Regions from separate parts of the Homo sapiens genome. Here all the other regions are linked to region 2. Evidence: read pairs that join two places in POLR2A ChIA-PET (ENCODE). Cell type or tissue: GM12878. All regions are shown on one strand. Links, peaks and the distances in the headings refer to the core of each region. The heading gives the core; the rest is flanking DNA. Region 1 overlaps WDR89 (WD repeat domain 89). Region 2 overlaps PPP2R5E (protein phosphatase 2 regulatory subunit B'epsilon). Region 3 overlaps SGPP1 (sphingosine-1-phosphate phosphatase 1).

What was found. ChIA-PET counts read pairs that join two places held together with the same protein. Peaks named below come from ENCODE experiments on the same cell type or tissue, not always from the same donor. Only the 100,000 strongest peaks of a DNase experiment are listed, where the experiment ranks them.
Region 1: POLR2A ChIA-PET joins it to region 2 with 5 read pairs; 2 of 35 experiments call an interaction of 5 or more read pairs at or near these places.
Region 3: POLR2A ChIA-PET joins it to region 2 with 7 read pairs; 3 of 35 experiments call an interaction of 5 or more read pairs at or near these places.

What each region holds. Positions count from the first base shown.
Region 1 is chr14:63,600,657-63,606,326 of GRCh38, forward strand. All of the region lies in intron 2 of WDR89 (WD repeat domain 89), which reads right to left. It also overlaps the pseudogene HSPE1P2. Among named protein-coding and RNA genes, the nearest start is that of WDR89, 38 kb to the right of the region's middle. In GM12878, for the core only: no CTCF peak of the experiment used is centred there; no DNase peak of the experiment used is centred there.
Region 2 is chr14:63,451,813-63,457,482 of GRCh38, forward strand. PPP2R5E (protein phosphatase 2 regulatory subunit B'epsilon) reads right to left here. Exons shown (of 14, transcript NM_006246.5): 3 at 1,877-2,073. Among named protein-coding and RNA genes, the nearest start is that of PPP2R5E, 89 kb to the right of the region's middle. In GM12878, for the core only: no CTCF peak of the experiment used is centred there; a DNase peak (open chromatin) is centred at 3,196.
Region 3 is chr14:63,713,472-63,719,141 of GRCh38, forward strand. The region is part of intron 1 of SGPP1 (sphingosine-1-phosphate phosphatase 1); the gene reads right to left. Among named protein-coding and RNA genes, the nearest start is that of SGPP1, 12 kb to the right of the region's middle. In GM12878, for the core only: no CTCF peak of the experiment used is centred there; no DNase peak of the experiment used is centred there.

The DNA of each region.
Region 1 (5,670 bases), core at 192-5,191, 150 kb after region 2:
AATCTTCTCCTGGCCCCAGCTGCCTTACACAACTTTAGAATTTAAACATAGATATGTAGGCAAAAAAAAAAAAAAAAAAAAAAAAAAAAAAAAAAAAAGGTTTCCCAAAAATATTCATGCCTTAATCCCTGGAATCTGTGAATATGTTAGGTTACAAAGGAAAACTGAAGTTGTACATGGAATTAAGGTTGCTTATCAGCCTAATATAAGGCTAACCTTAAAATAGGGAGATTATCCTAGATTATCTGTTATCACCGTGGCCCAATATGGTAACAACTGTCTTCAAAAGTGGAAGAGGGAGGCAGAAGAGTCAGAGGAAGAGGTTCCCATAGAAGAAAGGCAAAGACACAGAGAGATACAATGTTGCTGGTTTTGAAGACAGAGGCTGAGAGTGGCCTCTAGAAACTAAAAAGCAAGAAAAGATTGTCCTCTAAGCCTCCAAATGGAAATGCAGCCCTGTTGACATCTTAATTTTAGCCCAGTGACATCCATTTTGGACTTCAGACCTCCAGAACCGTTAAGATAATAAACTTAATGTTATTTCAAACAACTAAGTTTGCAGTAATTTGTTATAGCAGCAATAGGAAACGAATACAACAGAGGTTCCCAGTATAGAATCCTGGAGAAGTCCTTCTAAGGCAGTAGCAGCTTGTGATAGTAGAACTGGGATTTGAACCTAGGCATTCTGGCTTCAGGCTTCACGGACTGTGCTCTAAACCACCATACTAGATTGCCTCTCCAGGGTGGGCTGTATGTAGGACAAGTTCAAGGCCAGAAAAACATGCATGCCTAGTAACACTATAATAAATTCTTGACACTAGAGCAGAGTACGAGTCTGAGGTGGAGGGAGTCATGGCAGGACAAGCGTTTAAGTTTCTTCCACTCTTTGACCGAGTATTGGTTGAAAGGAGTGCTGTTGAAACTGTAACCAAAGGAGGCATTATGCTTCCAGAAAAATCTCAAGGAAAAGTATTGCAAGCAACAGTAGTCGCTGTTGGATCGGGTTCTAAAGGAAAGGGTGGAGAGATTCAACCAGTTCGTGTGAAAGTTGGAGATAAAGTTCTTCTCCCATAACATGGAGGCACCAAAGTAGTTCTAGATGACAAGGATTATTTCCTATTTAGAGATGGTGACGTTCTTGGAAAGTACGTAAACTGAAATAAGTCACTATTGAAATGGCATCAACATGAAGCTGCCCATTCCACCGAAGTTCTGAAATCTTTCATCATGTAAATAATTTCCATATTTCTCTTTTATAATAAACTAAATAACTAATGAAAAAAATAAAATAAATTCTTCTATTGTGCTTTCTCATCAGTGAATATTCTTTCTAGCCTGTCTAACAAATTCATTTTCATTCTTAAGATGAAATGTTTTTTCTGTTGCTTTAGTGATATCTTCTTAAGCATCTGTCTTTTCATCTTTAAAAGGGGAAATGAGTACTAACTCAAGAACTGTTAGGAGGATTAACTAATGCATGCCATGTGTTCTGCACAATGTATGGCATATCATAGTACCTACACAATAGATGTAATAGGTCAGGCATGGTGGCTCATGCCTGTAATCCCAACACTTCTGGAGGCCGAGGCAGCGATCACTGAGGTCAGGAGTTCGAGACCAGTCTGGTCAACATGGTAAAACCCCGTCTCTACTAAAAATACAAAAATTAGTTTGGTGTTGTGGTGCACACCTGTAATCCAGCTACTCGGGAGGCTGAGGCAGGAGAACTGCTTGAGGTAGAGGTTGCAATGAGCCAAGGTCTTGCCACTGCACTCCAGCCTGAACAACAGAGTGAGATTCCTACTCAAAAAAAAAAAAAAAAAAAAAAAAAGATGGCTGGACATGGTAGCTCACGCCTGTAATCCCAGCACTTTGGGAGGCCAAGGCGGGCAGATCACCTGAGGTCGGGAGATTGAGACCAGTCTGACCGACATGGAAAAACCCCGTCTCTATTAAAAATACAAAATTAGCCAGGCGTGGTGGCACATGCCTGTAATCCCAGCTACTCGGGAGGCTGAGGCAGGAGAATCGCTTGAACCCAGGAGGAGGAGGTTGCGGTGAGCCGAGATCGCGCCGTTGCACTCCATCCTGGGCAACAAGAGTGAAACTCCATCTCAAAAAAAAAAAAAAAGATGTAATATAAAAATTACCAGTATCACCATATAAGGGAGAATTTGGATCTATCAGAGAGCTCCAAATAGCACAATTACATCAAACAGCAAAAAATATTAGTAAGTTGGATTTGGGTTTTTTAAAATTTATTTTATTTTTTTGTATTTTTAGTGGAGATGGGGTTTCACCGTGTTAGCCAGGATGGTCTCGACCTCCTGACCTCGTGATCCGCCTGCCTCGGCCTCCCAAAGTGCTGGGATTACAGGCGTGAGCCACCACGCCCAGCCTGGATTTGGGTTTAAAATAGAAATAAGCATTCCCTCCAACTTTTAATTTTCAACATTTATTTTTACTTATTTTTCCTTTGGAGATGGCATCACAGCTCATTAATTTTCAACATTTATAAGTGCGCACACACAAAAAGTTCTAATGCACACACACAGTTCACCTTCTAGGTTCACTGTTAACTTCTTGCCACATTTGCTTTCTCTCTCTACACACACACACACACACACACCCCACTGCTTTTTAAAAATGAACCTTTTGATGAGAGTTAGCTGCAGACAAAGTATCACTCCATTCCTAAATACTTCACTATAACAGCATCTCTCCAACCTTCTGTTTTTCATGTCATGGAATTTTTTGAATATCCTATTCTTCAACAACTTTCATCCAAAGAGTTCAGGATCTATTAATTGTCCTTGCCTAAATCAATGATTATGCTAGAATCTGTAAAACAGTCCTTTTCTATCATTCTTTCTACCTTAGCAGGCATTCTTCTATAAACAAGAGCTTTTTTCCTTTCTCTGCTTCTTTGACTAGGAAATCACAATTCTTAAAAACTGTGTATCATAATCTATCGCTTTGTTGCTTTTTGATGCTCAAAGTGTCTGGACTTGGCCATTAAGACCCTTTAAGCCAGCTTCTGAAGCCTTCTGATAGGACCCCATCAGTCTGTAAGCCCCACATGAGAAACTCCGTGGAAGCATTAGGTAGCTCTAAAAATGGTGTTCTTCCTTCAACTTAAGTATTCAGACATGAAATGACCATTTTCCAGTAACGCTGGGGTAGTCACCTCCACAGCTGCTGAGGTAGCTAGCACAGTACAACTGTTCTGTGGTTTTCCCGCCAGACAAAATAGCCTTACCTTGAACACGTCAGGCTTGCTCCTGCCTCAGGACTGCAGCAACAGCTGTTTGCCTGGAGTATTCTTTCCCTGCATGTCTGCATGAGTGACTCCTTCCTGTTATTCAGGTCTCAGCATATGTCACCTGCCCAGAGAGAGTCTCTCCACTGCCAATCAACGTGAAAAAGCCCCTGTCATTTCCTATCACATCCTTACCCTGTTTCACTAATTTAAAAATTAAAAATGATGGCCAGGTGCAGTGGCTCATTCTTGTAATCCCAGCATGTTGAGAAGCCAGGGCAGGCAGATTGCTTGAGCCCAGGGGTTCGAGACCAGCCTGGGCAACAAGGCTAAACCCCACCTCTACAAAAAAATGCAAAAATGAGGCAGGTGTGGTAGTGCACGCCTGTAGTCCCAGCTACTTGGGAGGACTGCTTGAGCTCGGGAGGTGGAGGTTGCAATGAGCCAAGATCATGCCACTGCACTCCAGCCAGGACAACAGGGCAAGACCCTGTCTCAAAAAAAAACTGACACAAAATTTAAAATGTTTAATTATGAAGTATTTCAAATGTACAAAGGTGTAGAAAAAAATATAAGACACCCAAACATGTACCACCTATACTTAACAAATATTAACATTTTTTACTGTATCTGCCTCAGTTTAACAAAATGGAACATTACAGACACAAGTAAAACTTCACTCCAATAATTAAGAATTTAGAATAATGGCACCATATTTATATGTATCTTTCTTGCAATTTGCTCTTTTCACTCAATATAATTTTTAAAAAGTCCTGTTTTAGTGGTGAACTTATTACCTAACTCTTTCTTGCTTATTTGTTAATAAGTGGTTGCTGAATACATTAATGCCTAACTGATTCAACTTTCACACATTAAAATCACCACGTAAGGACGCTGCGGTCAATGACAGACCACATTTATGATAGTTAAGATTATAATGGAGGCCAGGTGTGGTAACCCATGTGTGTGATCCCAGCACTTTGGGAGGCCAAGCCGGGCAGCCAGGCAGATCACTTTAGCCTAGGAGTTTGAAACCAGCCTGAGCAACATAAAGAAACCCCTTCTCTACACAAAAAATACAAAAATTAGCCAGGCATGGTGGTGCACGCCTATAGTCCCATCTACTGGGGAGGCTGAGGCAGGGGAATGCTTGAGCCCGGGAGGCTGAGGCTGCAGGGAGCTGTGATTGCACCACTGCACTTCAGCCTCGGCGACAGAGCAAGACACGTGCTGTCTGTCTCTCTCTCTCTCTATATATATATATATACACACACACACACATATATACATACACATACACACACACACACACACACACACACACACACGAGCTGGGAAAGTTCCATCATCTAATTGTGGTCCCTGCAAATTCATGGCACAATGCATTACTCATGTGTCTGTGGTGATGCGTGTATAAACAAACCTATTGCACTGCCAGTCATATAAAAGTATAGTGCATACAATTATGTACAGTACATAATACTTCATAAAGACAATAAAGGACTATGTTACGGGTTTATGTTACTCGTTTAAAAGTCCAATACTATACTTTTTTTTTTTTTGAGACGGAGTTTCGCTTTGTCACCCAGGCTGTAATGCAGTGGCACCATCTCAGCTCACTGCGACCTCTGCCTCCCGGGTTCAAGAAATTCTCCTGCCTCAGCCCCCGAAGCAGCTGGGATTACAGGCATATGCCACAATGCCCAGCTAATTTTTGTGTTTTTAGTAGAGACAGGGTTTCACCACGTTGGCCAGGCTGATCTCGAACTCCTGACCTCAGGTGATCCACACACCTCGGTCTCCCAAAGTGCTGGGATTACAGGCATGAGCCACCATGCCCGGCAAGACTATACTTTTAATCGTTATTTTAGAGTGGACTTTCTCTACTTATTGAAAGGAAGTTAACTGTGAACAGCCTCAGGCAAGTCCTTCAAAGCGTATTCCAGAATGCACTGTTCTCATAGAAGATGACAACTCCATGTGTTATTGCTCCTAAAAACCTTCCAGTGGGATAAGACATGGAGTAGAAGACCACAAAATTGATGATCCTGACCGTGTGTGGGCCTAGGCTAATGTGTGTGTCTTTTTTCTTCTTTTTTTTTTTGGAGGCAGGGTCTTGTTCCATCACTCAGCAAAGTAGCGCCATCATGGCTCACTGCAGCCTCAACCTCCCAGGCTCAGGCCACCACATCCAGCTAATTTTTGTATTTTTGGTAGAGACAGGGTCTCACTATTTTGACCAAGCTGGTCTCAAACTTCTGGGCTCAAGCAATCTTCTTGCCTCAGCCTCCCAAAGTGGTGAGATTACAGGCATGAGCCACTGTCCCCAGCCTGTGTCTCAATTTTTAACAAAAGAGTTTTAGAAGTAAAATTAGAAAATAATAAAATAAAAATTAAAGTAGAAATAGGCT
Region 2 (5,670 bases), core at 307-5,306:
TGTGCAGGGACAGGGGCATATGAGAAATCTCTGTACTTTCCTCTCAATTGTGCTGTGAACCTAAAACTGCTCTTAAAAAATTAAATTTTTAAAAATAAATAAGTATACAGATGTCCTCATACAAAGGCAAACTGATGTGTGTATAAGGATATTCATAGAGTACTGCTTAAATATGGTACATTCACACAATAAATATTATGCAGCTATAAAAAGAATATGGCAACTTTATATGTACTGAAATATATATTGCTAAGTGAAAAAAGCAAGGTACAGAAAATACATAGTGTGCCACCATTTGTGTGCTTACAAAAAAAAATATTTATACATATGTTTGCATATACTTATATATTCATGAACTATCCATGGGAAGATACAGAAGAAAGTCATAACCGATACCTCTGTTGGCTGATGATACAGGTAGGCTAAAACCAGGGACTGTGCTCTGCAGAAGGCAGGTAGACTAGAGAAGATCCTCTGCATCACATTAAGAGGTTTAGATAGCATGCAAACTCAAGAGCAAGGTTTCTCAACAGTGGCACTTGTGATATCTGGGGCCAGATAATTCTTTATTGTGGGGGCCACCCGGTACATTGTAAAATGTTTAGCAGTATCTCTGGCCTCTCCCACTAGATGCTGGTAGTACTCTCCTCTCACATCTAGTTGTGACTACCAAAAATGTCTCTAGACACTGACAAATGTCCCCTGTAAGGTAAAATCACACCTGGTTGAGAAGCACTGCTCAAGAGCCACACGGTCATCTTTAACCTACAAAACATTCTAGTGCTACATTCCTGTAAATTAACAACAAATCCAATATACATTCAGATATAGAACTGAGGAATATATTGGGCATCGTTTTCAGATGACCTTCATTATTTCAGTCACAGTCTCACGCTGAGATCATTCAAGTGCCTTTGCAAATCTGAACTATCATTTTTAAACATATCTACTCCATCACAAAAGTCTCTTTTCTGCATTGGTTGAATACAAATGATAAAGAACTAAATACAAAAGCCAGGCAGATGTTCCGCAGTACACAGAGAGTGTGCCAGATCCTGCAATGGACTCCTCAACGATGCACTGACCTTAAGGATCTCTGAGGCTATTTCACCAGTCAGTAGACCAGCTTCCCCACCCTGCAAAGCCCATCCCCAAATAGCGTGCACTCTCCAGCTCCAAGATCTTCTGGGATGCCAAGAAAGGCAACTCTCCCACAGAAATCTATCAGAAAACCACATTTTGGCTCAGCTTTTGAAAAACTAAAATAATTGTTCACACAGTAAGAATGTAATTACTCACATTATGTTAATAATGTTTTTCCTCATAACTCCTAATGACCACACAAAATCTAAGACACTATTCAAAAATCATAAAAGGTATCAACCCTGACTTCAAGGAGATTATAAAGAGAAGCGTTAGTTATAAAGCCCAAGAGAGGCCTTAACTACATTCTACAAATCACAATTTTATTAAGCATTAAGCCATTTCTAATATACCACAATGAATAAGATTAAAAAAAAAAAAGACATCCAACAGGCTTGAATATTTTTCAAACACGGATCTAAGACTTTTGTTATTTTCCTGTGTCTTTTCTTTTGCCAAAGCTAGAAATCCAGTAATACCCTGGCAATCTTGGCTTCATATTTTGAAGTCATTTATTGCTTCAGCACTGTCGTAGTTAAAGTTCTGGATTTCGTTCTCATGAAATCATGCTCTTCAAATTCTAGCACTGTGCCGACTACATTTGCTTAGCTCTCCAAAGGTTGGCTCTCATTTGTGGAGTTGACCTCCAATGACCTCACTCTTGCAATATATACACCTGTGAGTCACTATGGAAGATGCTTAAAAGTGTCCGCGGAGAAAAAAAGAAACTCACCATTCTAACTACTTCAGGGTAAGTCTGCTCTGTCAAACAGCCTCTGCTTATTGTAATGTAGTCCACCAGTTCATTAAGAGTGGAGCGCTTGTATTCTTTCATTTTAAGATCAGATAGCGTGTCCATGAAGTCAAAAATGACACAGCACTGCTGAAGTTTCTTTAGGAACAGTTCAGGCTGCTCTGAGGATGGAACGTCTAAGAAAAAAAAAGGAAATGGTGTAAGTCTGTCATCAATTTCCAGGTAACAGGAATTCTCTGTGAAAGTTACTTCAAAGGCAAGCTAAAAAAAAATAAGAATTCACATGACAACAGTGTTCTTTTTCACAGTTACACATGGGTGGGAGGGGATACCGTATCTACTACTTCAGAGACCTTGTCTTTGAAAACTACATTGTACCAACAAAATTGACTGTATTTGCTATTCCACAACCAAGGATTGACCAAAATCCCAAAAGACTTTAGAAGGTTGAAGCAAATTTTAACCAAAAACACCCCAATGTCAATACCTTTAAATTAAAAACACTGAAAAAGGTCAAACTTTCCCTTATAAGAAAGCTTTCGCTGTGGTTTAAATTAGTTTTACTAAAAAATTTCAAAGCAGAAATGTCAGTTGATTTATTTTAATTTCATGCTGACATCCTTGGTATTTAAAGCTATTGTTGTGTGTTTATATTTTTTTGTTTTGTTTTGGCTTGATCTGTATGAAGTTTCTTTCTGAAAGAAACCTGAAAAATCTACTAAATGAAACAATACCAACTCTCTCAAAAAGAGCACACCAGCAATAAGAAAATAAGAGTAAATGCCATATAAATCTACATTCTCTTTTTACCCATCTTCTTGTACTGTGAGAGAAAACCACTAACATCTTATATTAATATGTTCCCAGAATGGACATCTGCTCTTTTCCCGCAAACAGCAGGTCAGACATTTGGCTTGGCGTTGTTTCTAAAAAATATGTAGAAATTTTAGGTTAGTTGAAATTCCTCAGCTAGAAAGGAGCCTGATCTACAGTTGGACTTCAAATATACCGACTAAGCTGTAGACAGCCTATCCCCTCCTATCTTCTTTCCAATATTTCATTCCCCCAAACTGGAGCTTCCCTGGAGAAGCAATGAAAATTATAACCAGGGTAGGCTCTACTGCCTTCATCCAAGGTGATTAGCTCATTAATCCTCAGAACATCCTTAGAAAGAAGCAGGTGGCATTATTCTTCTCCATTTTTCACACACACACAAAATAGAGACAATCATTGAGGTCCCACAGGGAATGGGTTACAGAGCTGGGCAAAGTGCCCAGGTCTCTAACCACACTCCCATGTTCCTTTTGTACTAAGCAAGAAGGACCTTAACAGTGTGTAGTCACTTGCAGTCATCCTCAGTTGCCAGCCTTCTGGTAAATGCTTTACAATGGCCTCCTGGCTTGGGCTGCCTGCTCCCTGGAGAGGAGGGCAACAGCATACAGCACCCCCCTTACAGCCACCAGCAGCAGGAAGTGAAGGCCAGCCTCATTTTCACAGGACCCACCAGGCTCCTCTCTACAACCTTCTACCCCACCTTACACCCCACAACCCAAATGCCAGCATAGCTACCTCGGACCTCACAGGCAATTCTGGCAAAACACTGCCAGTTAAGTAAACCTAGATGAGAGTGGATAGGACACCTAAATACATAGGCTTTCTCTACCAGACATTAGAGAACAAGAAGCAGTCCATATCTTTGAATGTATAGCATCACTCCTACTCTCAGCAAAAACAAGTATTGAATTTAGAAATTATTAACCAGTGAGTTTCCCTTCCCCCATCACTCCTAGGTCCCCAAAAGCACAATGTGTCTTGCAGTCATGATATAGGTCTTATCCTATGCCCCCCTGGATTTAATCGGTTTTACAATATTTAGCCTTAGACTACAAGAACTAAATTCAGTCAGACCAAACTCTCTAAGTGCTACCTGCTTTGGGCGTTTAAAATAAATAAATAAAAATGAAATAAGGCTGCTTATGAGCATGACTATATCCTTAACCAATGACTAATTCATGCACAGGACCATCACAGTTAATTACTAAAATCTTTCGAGATCGAAATCAGACCCCAGACCTAGCAGCCGAATGGGAATACTGATGCTGCAAAGGGGGCAAGAAAAAGCTTTTTTTTTTTTAGTTTGAGATGAAGTCTTGTTCAAGCAATTCTCCTGCCTCAGCCTTCTGAGTAGCTGGGCTTACAGGCATCCACCACCACACCCAGCTAATTTTTGTATTTTTAGTAAAGACAGGGTTTTGCCATGTTGGCCAGGCTGGTCTCAAACTCCTGACCTCAGGTGATCTGCCCACCTCGGCCTCCCAAAGTGTTGGGATTACAGGCATGAGCCACCGCCCTGGCCAAGAAAAAGCTTATTAATATAACATTCGTTACAGGTCAAAATCTTTAGGGAAATTTTAATTAATTCAATATTTGATATAGTGATTTTAATAAAGTCTAAAAATCAGACTATCTACATGTTGAACTCCTTAACATAGCATATATAACTTATAAAAGCATCGATGAATTGTAGTCTTTCCTCCTAAAGTACATCATCATTTAAGCAGTGACAACAACAATTAACATTTGTGGTCACTGCAATAGTACTCAAGAGATTCATATACTTAGCAGTTCAAAAAATTTAGGCAGTTAACACTTAGTCCTATTTTTTAATGTTAGGCAGTTGAAATTTATCCTTTATTTGTGCAAAGTGATATAATGTCATAGACAAATGTGAAACAGGCTATCCACCTGTCCAGTGGAATAAGGATAATAACTTACATTTATTGAATATATTGGGTACATTTATTGGGCACTTTATCTAAGCACTTATACATATTATATCTCCTTTAATCCCTTCAATGGCCTTCTGCAGTAGGTACTATTTCTAACTTAACAAATGAGTAAACCAAAACACAGAGTCAGTGACTTGCCCATAGTCACACAGTTAATAAGCAGTGGAGACAGGATTCAAACCCAAGTGGATTGGCTCCAAAGCCTGGACCCTTCACCACTGTGCAATGCAACACGAAACACAGTGAAAGACCAGAGTGATACCCTATTCCAGAACACAGGGTGTGTGCAAACACAGAAGAGGAGGAAGAAAGCAGACAAAATGAACAAATGACTCTCCATTCATAAAGCATCATGCTAAACCCCTTCTCTATCTCCCCTCTAGCCCATGCACCAAGAATTAACACAGCAAAAGCTGCGATTTGTCCTTTATCATAAACTAAATTCTTTCTAAAATGACCTACCTTCATTAAATTAAAAAACTTGCACAGTCAAGATGAACCAAAAGGGGGTTCTTAAAGAGACAATCCCTTTATGGTAACAATTTAGGAAAGTTTTATACATGTTGAAGGATGACCAGTCCAAACAAGAGGTTCTTCATATAATGTCTGGGCCTCAGACTGTCCCATATAGCTAATACTGCTCCCAATCTCCTCTCTCATCTACCTAGTCCCAGGTGGATGTGAAAAGGTAGAATGTGAGAAGGCAGGACAGGCCAGAGATCAGAGAAGGAACAATCTCTGAGTAGTCCAGAAGGTTTCCACTATATAAGAAAAGTTTAGTGTCTATGTAAGCAGTCCCTGAAGTAGATCCAAATATTCTTTTTAAATAAACATTTATTAAAAGGATCACTTAAGAAGCCATAAAGAGAATCTCATAAAAAACAAAAACATATCATAAAGGCAATGAATTCTGACCACAATACAGTAACACTAGATTTTAACAACTCAAAGCTACCCACCTCCAAAATCCAAGTCACCTGGAAA
Region 3 (5,670 bases), core at 442-5,441, 260 kb after region 2:
CTGTGGCCTAAACGGTCTATGTCAGAACTGGTGTCAGTCATAATCCCAAAAGATACAATCCTGAATGTTGAAATCCCAAAAGATCAAAATCTCTAAAGTCTAAAATCTCTAATATCTAAAATCCTGAAAATTAAAAACCCAAAATATTAAAATCCTGGAATTTGAAAGCCAAAATCTAGGGAAGAAATTTAGCACATTTTTGGTTGTATGTGGGATAGCCATATCATGTTAGGTGAAGTATTTTCTTGCTATTGTCTTTACATGGAAATTATATACAGTTCATACATATGGGTGTGAAGTTGACAAGGTTTGAATTTGTGGACTTAATTTTAGGTGTCAGCTTGACTGGATTAAGAAATACCTAGAAATCTGGTAAAGCATCATTTTGGGTGTGTCTGTGAGCATGTTTCCAGAGGAGATTAGTGTATGAGTCAGAGTGGACTAGATGGGAAAGATCTGCCCTCAATGTTGGCATGCACCATCTAATCTGCAGGAGGCCCAGACAGAACATATCCAGAAGGTTAACTGGATTCTTTGGGAGATGGGACAGACTTTTCTTCTGCTGCCTTGGATGTTAGAACTCCAGGCTCACCAGCCTTGGGATTCCAGCACATACTTACACCAGCAACCACCCAGATCCTGAGGCTTTCAGCCTTGGACTGGGAGTTACACCATCAACTTCCCTGGTTCACAAGGTAAAAATGTAGAAACTTAATAAACGAAGTGATGTACATCTGCATTTGTGAAAGATAAAATTTCTTGAGATCTTGACTCTTTGGGTGACTGCACATGTGGTAGCTGGCCCATGTGGTTTTTGATGGATCTCATCAAAAGGCTCAGATTGTCTATCATGGTATTTCAGATGACCACAGTTAATAAAGTGGAGTGCACACAATTACCAGCCATAGTGATAAATGTTTGTACTTCACTTTTTTAACTCTTTATTTTTTTTAATTTTCATTTTTTACTAATGGAGTCTCGTTCTATCTCCCAGGCTAAGACACAGTGGCATGATTATAGTTCGCTGCAGCCTCCAACTCCTGGGCTCAAGTGATCCTCCCACCTCAGCTTCCCAAGTATCTGGGACTACAAGTACATACCACCACACCTGGCTAATGTTTAAATTTTGTGTAGAGAAAGGGTCTTGATTTGTTGCCCAGGCTGGTCTCGAACTCCTGGCCTCAAGTGATCCTCCTGCTTTGGCTTTCCAAAGTGCTGGGATTACAGGCATGTGCCACCATGCCCAGCCTTGACCTCCTTCTATTTTTATTTATTTTTTTTTTTTTGAGACAGGGTCTCACTGAGTTGCCCAAGCTGGAGTATAGTGATGTGGTTACAGCTCACTGCAGCCTCAGGTGATTTTTCCCCACCTTAGCCTCCAGAGTAGCTGGGACCACAGGCACACACCACCACGCCTGGCTAACTTTCTATATTTTTTATAGTGATGGAATTTCACCATGGTGCCCAGGCTGGTATCCTGAGCTGAAGAGATCCTCCTGCCTCAGCCTCCTAAAGTGCTGGGATTACAGGCATGAGCCACTGCTCCCAGCCGACCTTTTTTTTTTTTTTTTTTGAGATGGAGTGTTGCTCTTGTTGCTCATGCTGTGATTTTGGCTCACTGCAACCGCTGCCTCCCGAGTTCAAGTGATTCTCCGCCTCAGCCTACCAAGTAGTTGGGATTACAGGCGCCTGCCACCACGCCCAGCTAATTGTTTGTATTTTTAGTAGAGACAGGGTTTCACCACGTTGGCCAGGCTGGTCTCGAACTCCTGACCTCAGGTGATCCACCCACCTCAGCTTCCCAAAGTGCTGGGATTACAGGCATAATCCACCGCACCCAGCCAATGACCTTATGAATACAGTTCATCTGCTCATAACTGTTGTACCTGTGCAACTGTCATTAGTATACCTGAGTATGCTTATAAAAATATGTATGTTATTATTGTCTATTTTATTGTTTAAAGTGACTTATGAAGCATTCTGTTGTGTGTTTGTATGTTGTTCGAATAAAACCCCCTTTTTTTTGAGCCGGAGTTTCACTCTTGTGAAACTCAGATCCATGAGAAAAGGGAAACAAATGAGCCCTGTGATTGCATTATCCTGCTGCTAGAGGCAGTTTCCAGGCTGTAGCACAGGAGGAAGAATCAAAACTGAGTCCAGCAGTTTCCCTGAGTTAAGGGGAGAAAGACTAGTATCCTCAGAAGCCAAAGAGGCTGTAATTTGCAGGACAGAGTATTGGAGAGACAAATCTCAGAGACTGAGCCCTGGAGATATGTAGAGGGAACTCATGAAGTTGCTGGCTGAGTACTAATCTGTGCATGCATGGGGAGAAATCCACCAGACTGTAGAAAAAACCACTGTGGAGAGGAGCAGGCCAAACAATTCCCAAAGCTCATATAAGCTTGCAATTGCTTTCCCATCAAGCAGTGAAGAGGGAATTGGGTAGAATGGTTAGAAGGTTATCATGTAAGTAGTGAAGCTAAATTAGCCTTAACCTACGATTATTCTGGACCATCCTATCAAACCTAGAAGGATTTAAACTGACAAGTAATTTAACTGCACACCAGAACAAACTCCAAGACTATGTAAAGAAATACAACAAAATCCAAAACTGTAAAAATTACCAAGCAAGGAATTAGGAAAATATGATCTATAATCAGGAGAAATAATAGAAACACACAAAGATGACAAAGATGATGGAATTAGAAGATAAATACCTTAAGATTGCTATAAAACATCTTATAAATTGGCTGGGCAAGGTACTGTAATCCCAGCACTTTGGGAAACGGGGGTGAGAGGATAGTATGAGCCCAGGAGTTCAAGACCAGCCTGGCCAACATGGTGAAACCCCATCTCTACTAAAAATACAAAAATTACCTGGGTGTGGTGGCGAGCGCCTGTAATCCCAGGTACTTGGGAGGCTGAGGCAGGAGAATCGCTTGAATCCGGGGGGTGGAGGTTGCAGTGAGCCAATATCACACCTCTGCACTCTAGCCTGGGCAACAGAGCAAGACTCAGTCTCAAAAAAACAAACAAAAAAATTAAAAATATAAAATTAAAAAATTTAAAAAATTAGCCAGGCATGGTGGCACACACCTGCAGTCCTAGCTACTCTGGATGCTGAGGCAGGAGGTTCCCTTAAACCCAAGAGTTCGAGGCTCTTGGGTTTAAGATCTCACAATTGCACCCCAGCCTGGGTGACAGTGAGTCTCTGTACCCAATAATACTTTTTTTTTTTTTGAGATAGAGTCTCACGCTGTCACCCAGGCTGGAGTGCAGTGGCACAATCTCAGCTTACAGCAACCTCTGCCTCCTGGGTTCAAGCAATTCTCCTGCCTCAGCCTCCCAAGTAGCTGGGATTACAGGCGCCCACCAACATGCCAGCTAATTTTTGTATTTTTAGTAGAGAGGAGGTTTCTGCATGTTGGCCAGGCTGGTCTCAAACTCCTGACCTCAGCTGATCCACCTGCCTTGGCCTCCCAAAGTGCTGGGATTACAGGCATGAACCACCGTGCCCAGGACCCAACTGTAATTTTTAAAAATCTTCTGAACTTACTCAAGAATACAGAAATATAATGAGCTGAGAAATTGAAGATTTTTTAAAAGACCCAAATGCAATTTCTAGATATAAACTACACAGAATCTGAAATTATACCCTATCCTACTTGATAAAATTACCAGAAAATTAGAGATTGCAAAAGAACAGGTAAGTGAACTTAAAGCCATAGCAACAGAAACTGTAAAAAAGGAAGCAGGGAAAGCAAAAATGCTTAAAAAAAAAAAAAAGAATAGAGCTTCAGGGACCTGTGAATGAACAGTTTAAAACACATGAAATTGGAATTTCTCTTTTTTTTTTTTTTTGAGACGGAGTCTCACTCTGTCGCTCACGCTGGAGTGCTGTGGCATGATATCCGTTATCGGCTCACTGCAAGCTCCACCACCCAGGTTCACGCCATTCTCCTGCCTCAACCTCCCGAGTAGCTGGGACTACAGGCACCCACCATCATGCCCGGCTAATTTTTTTGCATTTTTAGTAGAGCTGGGGTTTCACCATGTTAGCCAGAATGGTCTCAATCTCCTGACCTCGTGATCCGCCAGCCTCGGCCTCCCAAAGTGCTGGGATTACAGGCATGAGCCACCACACCCGTACTGAAATTGGAATTTCCAAAGAACCGAATGGAAGTGGGGAAGGGAGAGGAAAAAAATTCTAAAAATAATGCTGAAGATCTTCCAAATATAACGAAAACTACAAACCCATGGATTCAAGCTCAATGACCTCAAAGCAGAAGAAATACAAAGAAAAAGCATGTTAAGGCACATCATTTTTAAATTGCTCAACACTAGAGAAAAAGAGAAAATTTTAAAACCAGCCAGAATAAAAAATACATATTAAGTACTGGGGATCACAAATAAGAATTTCAGCAGATATTTTGTCAAAAACTATGCAAGCCAGAAGGCAATGGTACAACATAGTACTAAAAGTGCCAAAAGTAGCCGGGCACAGTGGTTTACAACTGTAATCCCAACACTTTAGGAGGCTGAGGCAGGCAGATTACTTGAGGTTAGGAGTTTGAGACCTGCCTGGCCAACACAGTGAAACCCTATCTCTACTAAAATTACAAAAAAATTAGCCAGGCATGTTGGTGCTCGCCTGCAGTCCCAGCTACTTGGGAGGCTGAGGCAGGAGAACTGCTTGAACCCAGGAGGTGGAGGTTGCAGTGAGCCAAGATTGGGCCACTGTATGCCATCCTGGGGAACAGCGCAAGACTCCATCTCAAAAAAAAAAAAAAGAAGTGCCAAGAGAAAAAACAAAACTATCAACCTAGAATTCTGAATTCTGTATCTTTATTTTTGGATTCTGTACCTCATGAAAATATTTTTCCAAAATTAATTCAATATATTTTTCAAATAAAAGAGCTAAGGAAATGTTATCACCAGCAGATCTATAGTAGAAAAAATGTGAAAAGAGGCTCTTTAGGTAGGAGAAAAATTATACCAGTTCCAAAACCATATTGGGACATTCTATATCATACATTGGAACATTATACAAAAATAATAACGATGAATTGTGAGCCTTAGGACATATATGGATATAAATGCATGACAAAGAGAGGGCAGGGATAAGTGGAAATATACTGTTGCAAGGTTCTGATGCTATACTTGAACTAATGTAATATTATTTTAAGGTGAAGCAACCACTAAAAAAAGATACAGTTTTTAAAAATCAACATGTGCCCTATAAATATATGCCTACTAGGTACCCATAGCAATAAAAAAATTAAAAATCTGTAAAGATCAGTAAGTAAAATACCAATAATCTAAGTGAAAAAAAATAAAAGAAATGCTTTGAATAGACAGCTCACAGAAAAGGAAACATAAGTGGTCAATAAACCTATGGAAAGTTCTTCAACTTTACTGATAAGACTAATTCAAATTAAATACAATGTTAAAATTACTTTGTCATCTGTAAAATTAGGATAGTAAAAATTCATATATATGTATATACATATATATATATATATATATATATATATATATATATATTTTTTTTTTTTTTTTTTTTTTTTTTTTTTGACATGGAGTTTAGCTCCTGTCATCCAAGCTGGAGTGCAGTGGCATGATCTTGGCTCACTGCAACGTATGCCTCCCAGGTTCAAGCGATTCTCCTGC